Regions from separate parts of the Homo sapiens genome. Here region 2 is linked to region 1. Evidence: read pairs that join two places in POLR2A ChIA-PET (ENCODE). Cell type or tissue: Panc1. All regions are shown on one strand.

Evidence for each region. Peaks named below come from ENCODE experiments on the same cell type or tissue, not always from the same donor. Only the 100,000 strongest peaks of a DNase experiment are listed, where the experiment ranks them.
Region 2: POLR2A ChIA-PET joins it to region 1 with 6 read pairs; 4 of 35 experiments call an interaction of 5 or more read pairs at or near these places.

The regions. Positions count from the first base shown.
Region 1 is chr9:36,564,643-36,569,642 of GRCh38, reverse strand. No RefSeq gene overlaps it. Among named protein-coding and RNA genes, the nearest start is that of MELK, 5.8 kb to the left of the region's middle. In Panc1, no CTCF peak of the experiment used is centred here; a DNase peak (open chromatin) is centred at 2,712; H3K27ac peaks cover 1,184 bases.
Region 2 is chr9:36,422,540-36,427,539 of GRCh38, reverse strand. It overlaps a transcript of RNF38 not described here. Among named protein-coding and RNA genes, the nearest start is that of RNF38, 25 kb to the right of the region's middle. In Panc1, no CTCF peak of the experiment used is centred here; no DNase peak of the experiment used is centred here.

The sequences.
Region 1 (5,000 bases):
CAGCTTCTACATCCGCACTTGCTGCTTCACTGCGCACGTTTATATTACAGAGACAACTTTTTTTCTTTTTTTGAGACGGAGTTTCGCTCTTGTTGCCCAGGCTGGAGTGCAATGGCGCCATCTCGGCTCGCCGCAAACTCGCCGCAAACTCGCCCTCCCAGGTTCAAGTGATTCTCCTGCCTCAGCCTCCCAAGTAGCTGGGATTACAGGCATGCACCACCACGCCCAGCTAATTTTGTATTTTTAGTAGAGACGATGTTTCTCCATGTTGGTTGGGCTGGTCTCAAACTCCTGACCTCAGTTGATCTGCCCGCCTCGGCCTCCCAAAGTGCTGGGAGTACAGGCGTGAGCCACTGCACCCAGCCTACAGCTTCTTACCTTAAATCTCATGAACCGACCTCTGCTAGCTTCCAAATTTTCTTCTGCAGTTTCCTCACCTCTCCTAGCCTTCACAGAATTGAGGAGAATTGTGGCCTTGCTTTGGATTAGGCTTTGGCTCAAGGAATTTTGTGTCTGGTTTGATCTTCTATCCAGACTACTATCTATCAGCAGTAAGGCTGTTTCGCATTCTTATCACTCATGTGTTCAGTGGAGTAGCACTTTTAATTTTCTTCAAGAACTTTTCCTTTGCATTCACAATTTGGCTAATTATTTGGCACAAGAGGCCTCCCTTTCAGCCTATCAGCTTTGGACATGCCTTCCTCACTAAGCTTAATCATTTCTAGATTTTTATTTCAAGTGACAGATGTGTGACTCTTCCTTTCACTTGAACACTTAGAGGCCATTGTAGGGTTATTAATTGGCTTAATTTCAACATTGTTGTGTCTCAGGGAATAGGAACGCCTGAGGAGAGGGAAAGAGACGGGGAACAATCAGCCAGTGAAGCAGTCAGAACACACACAATATTTATCAATTAAGTTTGCAGTCTAATTACGGGTATAGTTCATGGTACCCTAAAACAGTTACAAGAAGAGCATCAAGATCTCTGGTCCGCTGTGCAGGCTCACGCCTGTAATCCCAGCACTTTGGGAGACAGAGGTGGGCGGATCACGAGGTTAGGCGTCAAGACCAGCCTGACCAACACGGTGAAACCCCATCTCTACTAAAAATACAAAATTAGCCAGGCATGGTGGCGCATGCCTGTAATCCTAGCTACTTGGGAAGCTGAGGCAGGAGAATCACTTGAACCCAGGAGGCAGAAGTTGCGGTGACCCAAGATCGCGCCATTGCACTCCAGCCTGGACAAAAAGAGCAAAACTCCATCTCAAAAGAAAAAAAAAAATGGCCTGACTGGGTAGGTCAGGCCATTTGGGATGTAACATCCTTTTTTTTTTTTTTTTCCTTTTTTCGAGATGGAGTCTTGCTCTGTCACCCAGGCTGGAGTGCTGTGGGCTCACTGCAACGTCCGCCTCCCCAGTTCAAGTGATTCTTCTGCCTCAGCCTCCCAAGTAGGTGGGACTAAAGGCGTGCGCCACCATGCGGCTAATTTTTGTATTTTTAGTAGGGATAGGGTTTCACCATATTGGCCAGGCTGGTCTAGAACTTCTGACCTCGTGATCTGCCCATCTCAGCCTCCCAAAGTGCTGGGATTACAGGCATGAGCCACCATGCCTGGCCGGGATGTAACTTCTTAACATCTCTTTGTTTTTTTTGTTTTGTTTTGTTTTGTTTTTGAGATGGAGTCTCACTGTGTCACCCAGGCTGGAGTGCAGTGGCACAATGTTGGCTCACTGCAACCTCCACCACCTGGGTTTAAGCGATTTACCTGCCTCAGCCTCCCAAGTAGCTGGGACTACAGGCACGCACCACCACGCCCGGCTAATTTTTTGTATTCTTAGTAGAGATGAGGTTTCACCATGTTAGCGAGGCTTGTTTTGAACTCCTGACCTCAGGTGATCCACCCACCTCGGCCTCCCAAAGTGCTGGGATTACAGTGTGCCACAGCACCTGGCCGAATGTAACATCTCTACCAAGAATAACACCATTAGCAGCAATAATAAAACCCACAACAGTCTTTTAAATGATTTATGTGCTACATCCATGCATCATCTCTATACTCAAAAGCCTGCCCCTCTCTCACAGGGTAATTTGTGCTATTCATTCTTTCATCAGTCACCCATGTCTACCCTGTGCCAGGCCCTGTTCAGGGCAATACCAGAGAAATGAAGAAATGAGACATGGTTTCTGCCCAAGGGAGCTCACAGACAGAGGAACCAGACCCATAGACAGGCCCATACTACAGTTGGCTAACACTAATGAAGGACCCCATAGAAGTGCTAAATACAAGTGCAGGTAGCTATCTTGTTTCCAGCTCAGAGGGAAGTGATTGAAATATTTTCTACTGGAGCCAGGCCTTGAAAATAATAGAAAAATCCAACGGGGGAAGAAGAGCATTCCCCAGGCAGGGGAAAATATGTGTGCAGAAGCAGGGGGCGAGAAAACACAAGTCACCGTGGAGAAAGGCCAGTTGGGTGGAGCACAGGATGGAAAAAGGCAGGAGAGGAAGAGCTGGTAAGCAGGGGACCCAGTGAGAGAGCCTTGTGTGCCAGGCTAGAGCTGGGAGGTGTGCTGACCAGGAAAAGAATGGATTTACATTTCAGAGAAAGCCAGAGCAGACGCTGGGCCACCATAGGAGTGTGCCAGGCCTGCCAAAGCAGGGTGAGAGCTGTGCTTCTCTGTTGGCAGAGTGAATGCCACGAGTCTCAGTGCCATGTGTGGCTGAGTCATCAGTGGAACGGGAGAAAAAGGCTGGCGTCCAGTCTCTGAAGGCGCCTCTCAGTGCAAAGCCCTTTGCCTTCTGTGGGCCTGCAGGTTAGCCAGCCTCGGGCAACAAGCCATGCACAGATTTTACATCCAATCCAAGGGCAAGTGGGAAGCCATAGAAAATTAGGGTTTTGGTCACAGTCCTGCTAGAAAAGGAAATAGTTTTAAAAAGCTATTACAAATACTTTAGGGATTTGAATTCAGAAACTACTTCAGGAATTTGTTAAATTTTGTAATTATGATAACTGAACTGTTGTTAGGTGGTTATATAAGAGAAAGTCCGGGCTGGGAGTGGTGGCTCACGCCTGTTAATCTCAACACTTTGGGAGGCCGAGGTGGGTGGATCACCAGAGGTCAGGAGTTCATGACCACCTTGACCAACATAGTGAAACCCCATCTCTACTAAAAATACAAAAATTAGCTGGATGTGGCGGCACACGCCTGTAGTCCCAGCTACTCGGGAGGCTGAGACACGAGAATTGCTTGAACCCAGGAGGCGGAGGTTTCAGTGAGCCGAGATCGTGTCACTGCACTCTAGCCTGGTGACAGAGCAAAACTCTGTCTCAAAAAAAGAAAAAAAAAAAATCAAGACTGGGCGAGATGGTTCACGCCTGTAATCCCCTGTAATCCCAGCACTTTGGGAGGCCGAGATGGGCTGATCACGAGGTCAGGAGATCAAGACCATCCTGGCTAACACGGTGAAACCCCGTCTCTACTAAAAATACAAAAAATTAGCCGGGCGTGGTAGTGGGTGCCTGTAGTCCTAGCTACTCAGGAAGCTGAGGCAGGAGAATGTCATGAACCTGGGAGGCAGAGCTTGCAGTGAGCTGAGACCGCGCCACTGTACTCCAGCCTGGGCAACAGAGCGAGACTCCATCTCAAAAAAAAAAAAAAACTTAGCCGGGCGTGGTGGCATGTGTGACTGTAATCCCAACTACTGGGGAGGCAGAGGCGGGAGAATTGCTTGAACTGGGGAGGCGGAGAGCCACTGCATTCCAGCCTGGGCAACAGAGCAAGACTCCACCTCAAAAAAAAAAAATTATATGAAAATAAAAAGTAAGCAAGGTATAGTGTAGTCCCAGCTACTTGGGAGGCTGAGGTAGGGGAATCGCTTGAGCCTGGGAGGCAGAGGTTACAGTAAGCTGAAATGGCACCAGTGCACTCCAGCCTGAGCAACAGAGCAAGATACTGTCTCAGAAAAAAAAAAAAAAAGTAACAAAACATTTCAGGAATCTTAACTCTGTTTATCCCTTAGTACCCACCACAGAATCTTAACATTACTATAATAAACAATGATTTATTTCTTAAGTTTCCTTCTCTGCTAGACACTAGATTACAGGGTTGTAAATACATTATTTCTAATCCTGTAAAATAATTATTTCTATTCCCATTTTACAGATGAGGAAACTAAGGCCGAAGGACATGAGGTATTAGCCAGATATGGTGGTGTACACCTGTGGTCCCAGCTATTCAGGAGACTGAGGTGGAAGCATTACTTGAGCCCAGGAGTTCAAGGCTGCAGTGAGCTAAGATCATGCCACTGCACCATAGCCCAGGTGACAGACAGAGCAAGACCCCACCTCTAATTTTTTTTTTTTTCTTTTTTGAGATGGAGTTTCACTCTTGTTGCCCAGGCTGGAGTGCAATGGCATGATCTCAGCTCACTGTAACCTCTGCCTACCAGGTTCAAGAGATTCTCCTGCCTCAGCCTCCCTAGTAGCTGGGATTACAGGCATGTGCCACCACGCCTGGCTAATTTTGTATTTTTAGTAGAGACGGGGTTTCTCCATGTTGGTCAGGCTGGTCTCGAACTCCCATCCTCAGGTGATCCTCCCACCTCGGCCTCCCAAAGTGCTGGGATCGCAGGCATGAGCCACTGTGCCCAGCCCCCCATCTCTAAATTAAAGTAAAAAATAAATAAAAATAAAAGATGGTTAGGTATCTAGTAAGAAGCAGAGCCAGGGATCCAAAGCCAAGGCTTTTTCCACTGCAGTTCTTAGTGTTCGCTGAATTAAATATAGGAGTTAGAATAATTAAAGTTTAAGGTACCGGCCAGGTGTGGTGGCTCACGCCTGTAATCCTAGCACTTTGGGAGGCGAAGGCGGGTGGACTGCCTGAGCTCAGGAGTTCAAGACCAGCCTGGGCAATATGGTGAAACACTTTCTCTACTAAAATACAAAAAATTAGCCAGGCATGGTGGCACACGCTTGTCATCCCAGCTACTCAGGAGGCTGAGG
Region 2 (5,000 bases), 140 kb after region 1:
GGATTGAATTTATAAGGATACTGATCCTATTCATGAGCTCTCTGCCTTCATAACCCAATCACCTTCCAAACACCCCACCTCCGAATACCCTTACATTTGGGGTTAGGTTTCAACATAGGAATTTTGATAACAAGGGCTAAGCAGCTTGTACAGGAGAAAGGAGGAAGAGGTCATTAAATCTCATTGGGGTCTGTAGGTGGAGGGACTGATGGAAGTGTAGACTAGGAAAGGGAGGGAGAAATCAGGAAGGCTTCATTTCCTTTCTTCCCCTTTTCCTTTTTATCTTTTAAAAACTCTTTCTTTTATTTCTTTTCTCTCATGCTTTGCTTTTGCAATTACTTAGTACTTGCCATGAGTCAGGAAATGTGCTGCATGCTGGAAGATGAAAAGATAAATTAGGGAGCCTATTATGTGGCTGGAGAGACAGACATGTTATCTCTTCCCCTTCCTCCTCAAAAAATGAGGGCAATGAAACAGCTCTAGCAAAAAAAATTGAGGACTTAGGCAGTGTCTCACAGGTAAATCACAGCCTTGATGTGAATAGAAGTGTTAATTGTAGTACCATTTCTTGAATTGCTGTGTGCCAGGCACTGTGCTATGAGCTTTTTCATACATCTAACTTTAATATCTCTCAGAACAGCTCTGTAGATTACCTACATATAAGTAGATAATAATATTCTAATTTTACAGATGAGGGAGGCATATGATTTGTTAAGTGACTTACCTAAGTTCACATAGTCTGTAAATTCCTGAATTGTATTGAAGTCTGACTCCAAAGTCATTCTACTCAAAAAATGCCAGAGGAACTGTAATATATTGCTGGTGGAATTATAAACGATGCCGTCAGTTTGGAAAACAGTTTGGCAGTTCCTCAAAAGGTTGAATAGAGAGATCAAGTGACCCAACAAGAGAAATGAAAATAAACGTTCACACAAAAACTTATAAATGGATGTCAAAACAGCATTAGTCTTAATATTTCCAGAGTGAAACAAAATGTGGTATATCCATATACTGGAATATTATTTAGCCATAGAAAGGAATGGATTGGTACGCGGTTCAGTGTGGATGAACCTTGCAAACATTATGGTAGGTGAATGAACCTGATTACAAAGACCACATGTTTTATGATTCTGTTTATATGAAATGTCCAGAATTGGCAAATACACAGAAGTTGGAGTGGTGGTTGTCAGTGGCTCAGGGAAGAGATAAATGGGCTTGAGGTTTCTTTTTAGGGTGGTGAAAATGTCCTAAAATTGTGATGATGGTTGTACAACTTTGTGAATATACTAAAAAAAAAAAATTGAATTGTATACTTTAAATAATAGATAATTGTGTAGTATGTGAATTGTGTCTAATTTTGTTTAAAACAAGACAAAACAAAACAAATCCGATTCTGAAAGAGAATTTTCTGCTCTACATATCTGGAAGTATCAGTAAGCTCTTACTGTAATAGTAAATAAGCAGGTGATCCTCACTTACAGTCTTCAGCCTCATGTTACTTAACATCTTCCCAACATTAATAATATCTTAAAATGTACTGTCTGAGGCCAGGTGGGTGGCTCACGCCTGCAATCCTAGCACTTTGGGAGGCAGAGGCAGGCAGATCATGAGGTCAGGAGTTCAAGACCAGCCTGACCAACATGGCGAAACCCCGTCTCTACTAAAAATACAAAAATTAACTGGGCGTGGTGGCGTGTGCCTGTGATCCCAGCTACTCAGGAGGGGTTTTGTTAGCCTTTGGTCCACAGTCGTGTGCTTTTTATTTATGACTTAATGTTTAATATCTTCTTTCAGAAGGTTTTTCTTATTCCAAGATTATTTTCATTTTCATTTTCATTTTTTTTTGAAACAGGGTCTCACTCATGCAGGCTGGAGTGCAGTGGCATGATCTTGGTTGGCTCACTGCAACCTCTTGTTTCCCGGGTTTAAGTGATTCTCCTTCCTCAGCCTCCCTATTAGCTGGGATTACAGGGGTGCGCCACCACGCGTGGCTAATTTTTGTATTTTTAGTAGAGACAGGGTTTCACCATGTTGGCCAGCTTGGTCTCAAATTCCTAACCTCGGGTGATCCACCCGCCCTGGCCTCCCAAAGTGCTGGGATTACAGGCCTAAGCCACTGCACCTGGCCTCTAAGATTATTTTAAAAATGTAACATTTTTGTCTAAAACTGGCCTCATTTTTTACATTACATAGATCTTTGACTCACCATTTTGTTTATGGTATGAAGTACAAACCAAAACTTTTTTTAAAAAAAATGGGTAATCTGTTGTTCCAATCACTTGTTGAATAGTTTGTGTTTTTATTGGCTAGAAATGTAACTATTATTAAAGAGCAGTTGTTATTGGAAGGTAGTTTTTAAAATTTACAAATGGGTATATTTGGTATACATTTAAAATAATAAAAACATTTAAAGTGTTATGTGATTGTAGATTAGATTGTTTCTTATATGTTTAGAATTTATAGGACCAGTTTTTTCTCAAAGCATGTGTAGTCTGAAAAGGAATGTAATATTTTTCCTCATAAATAAGAGTTTGCCTTATTGAAGGCTTGTGTTTCTGCAGGTAATCTTACTTTGAAAGCAGACTACTCGGTCTAGTAGAAAGAGGGGGAATTAGCAGTTTGAATAATGGAGTTGTAGTTTTAGACCTGCCACTCCCTAACTGGTCCTTTGTGTGGGTCAGCCTCTCTGTGTTTTGTTTTCCTCTGTTAAAATGCATGAATAATAATCCCCACAGTGTCTACTTATATGAGTATTTTATTAGATGGGATCATGGATGTAAAAGCACTTTTAATTGGTAAAGCAGTTTAAATGTAAGGAATTACTGCATCTTAACCTTTCCTCCCTTTTTCTTGTAGGTAGTGTTGGTGCTTCTTTTCAGTGCCAGTCCATCCATCACGACCACATTTGTCATGATGACAGTGACAAGGTGAGGTTCGTGTTGATGTCTGCCATGGGGAAAATGCATGCCAACCTTACGTTGCTGGATTCTCTTGCGTAACTCTGGGCCTAGGGCAAGAAGAGTGTGATTTGTGGGGACACATTGTTGAGATGCTGAGGGCCTTGCTGGTTTGTGTGTCAAATTATTGACTGCTCCAGAAAACCTAGGGCAAATTCCTCAACCCGAGGTGGGTTGGACTTTTGATCAACACTCCACTTTCCTACCTATGCCTCTGTCCCCATCGTGGTGCTTCCTCTTCTGCAAAGCCTGAATGGATTATCTTAATATACGAACATGTGTTTCAGAGGTTGATAGCTATCTCAGCAACTCATGTTGGAAATATCCTGGACATTACATTTTGGTTCACTTTTGGCATTAATTGCATTGAATTATGTTTTCTTCTTATACTTTACCTTCAAAAAATTTTTTTGGCTCTGTTTACAAAGGCCAGTTTAAATATTGGGGATTGTCAGTTGAATCGATCTGGTTCATACACAAGAAGTCTACTTTGGGCCTGATATGTATATATTTTAAATTATGTCCAAACTATTGGTGGTGGTTTCATTGTGTTTTTTGCTTTTGTTCTTTTTATCTCTAAAGAAACCTGGTCTCTAGGGGGGGCTTTTCTTTTTTTTTTTTTTTTTTTTTTTTTGAGACGGAGTCTCGCTCTGTCGCCCAGGCTGGAGTGCAGTGGCGCAATCTCGGCTCACTGCAAGCTCCGTCTCCCGGGTTCACGCCATTCTCCTGCCTCAGCCTCCCGAGTAGCTGGGACTACAGGCGCCCGCCACCACGCCCGGCTAATTTTTTGTATTTTTAGTAGAGACGGGGTTTCACCGTGTTAGCCAGGATGGTCTCGATTTCCTGACCTCGTGATCCGCCCGCCTCGGCCTCCCAAAGTGCTGGGATTACAGGCGTGAGCCACCGCGCCCGGCCGGGGCTTTTCAATACTCATCAGTACGCTTGACGGCCCAGCCCTTGCAGTAAATATTTCTGTGAGCTGGGCGTTTGGAACATCTGGCTGCCGATCTGGATGGACTTAAATTTAGTCTTTTTCACCATCAATTTCTAGTGGCTTCCCTCCCATTTTCTGCGTGTTATATGCAGGAATCTATCACTCCCTTGGTAGTTTCCAGTGCAGACCAATCTAAGCAGTCTTTTTCTCTGCTGTTTTGATCAAGATCCTCCTCTCTCATTGTGTTGGAGCTGGATCAAGAAGTTGGTTGATAATTGGGATTTTCCAAATGGTTTCTTTGTTCTGTTTGTTGGTCTCTGTCTTTGTGAGCTTTGTTCAGACTGATTTCACTCTCTTTACAGAGAGTGGTAGCTTATAGCATTCCAGAGTCTCCTTTATTATTGTACCAATCAAGAGACATGAGTTTCATTTTTAACTTCTTTCAAAGGCAAGCCACTGAAAGAGACTTCTAGAATATATAGTTGGCTACAGAAAATTTTGTATACTACAGATTTTAGAAATGAGCATTTGAAATTAAGAGTGATGATAGAGGGAGAAGGCAAAATCATTTTAGGTTACTAATGTTACAAGTGATTGTGCTTCATAATTATGAAGGTGCTTTTGGGTTAAATTTTTTTTCTTCTGCTAAGTGTGTTATGCTAGTATCCATTTGTTCATTTATGGTATAGAAGCCAGACTGCCCTCCGGGTTGTCTCCAGACCTTAGATTCTGAAGATAAGCTTTTTGTCTACCTTTGCCAGGTACTTCCTGTCACCCCTTAAAATGTTTTTGTTTTCTAATTTATTAATCTTTTCTATAGCTGATTTTGTGCTTTTGAGACAGGAGATTTTTCTGGAAATATGGGGGAAAAAAGGGAAGAGAAGTTTAAGGAATATTATTAAGGAACAGGAGATCAGCAGGGTAAAGAACTGTCTGAAACGACTCTCCTTTCTTCCTGCCTACCATGTATATATTGATTGTTTCCTAAATGGAAATGGAGAAAATGGATTAGGGTCTCTTGACTATGTATTTAGAATTTATTCAATTCATTCAGTCAGCAAGTAGTACTTATCGATAGGTAGCTATGTGTCTAGGCATTTAGGGAATAC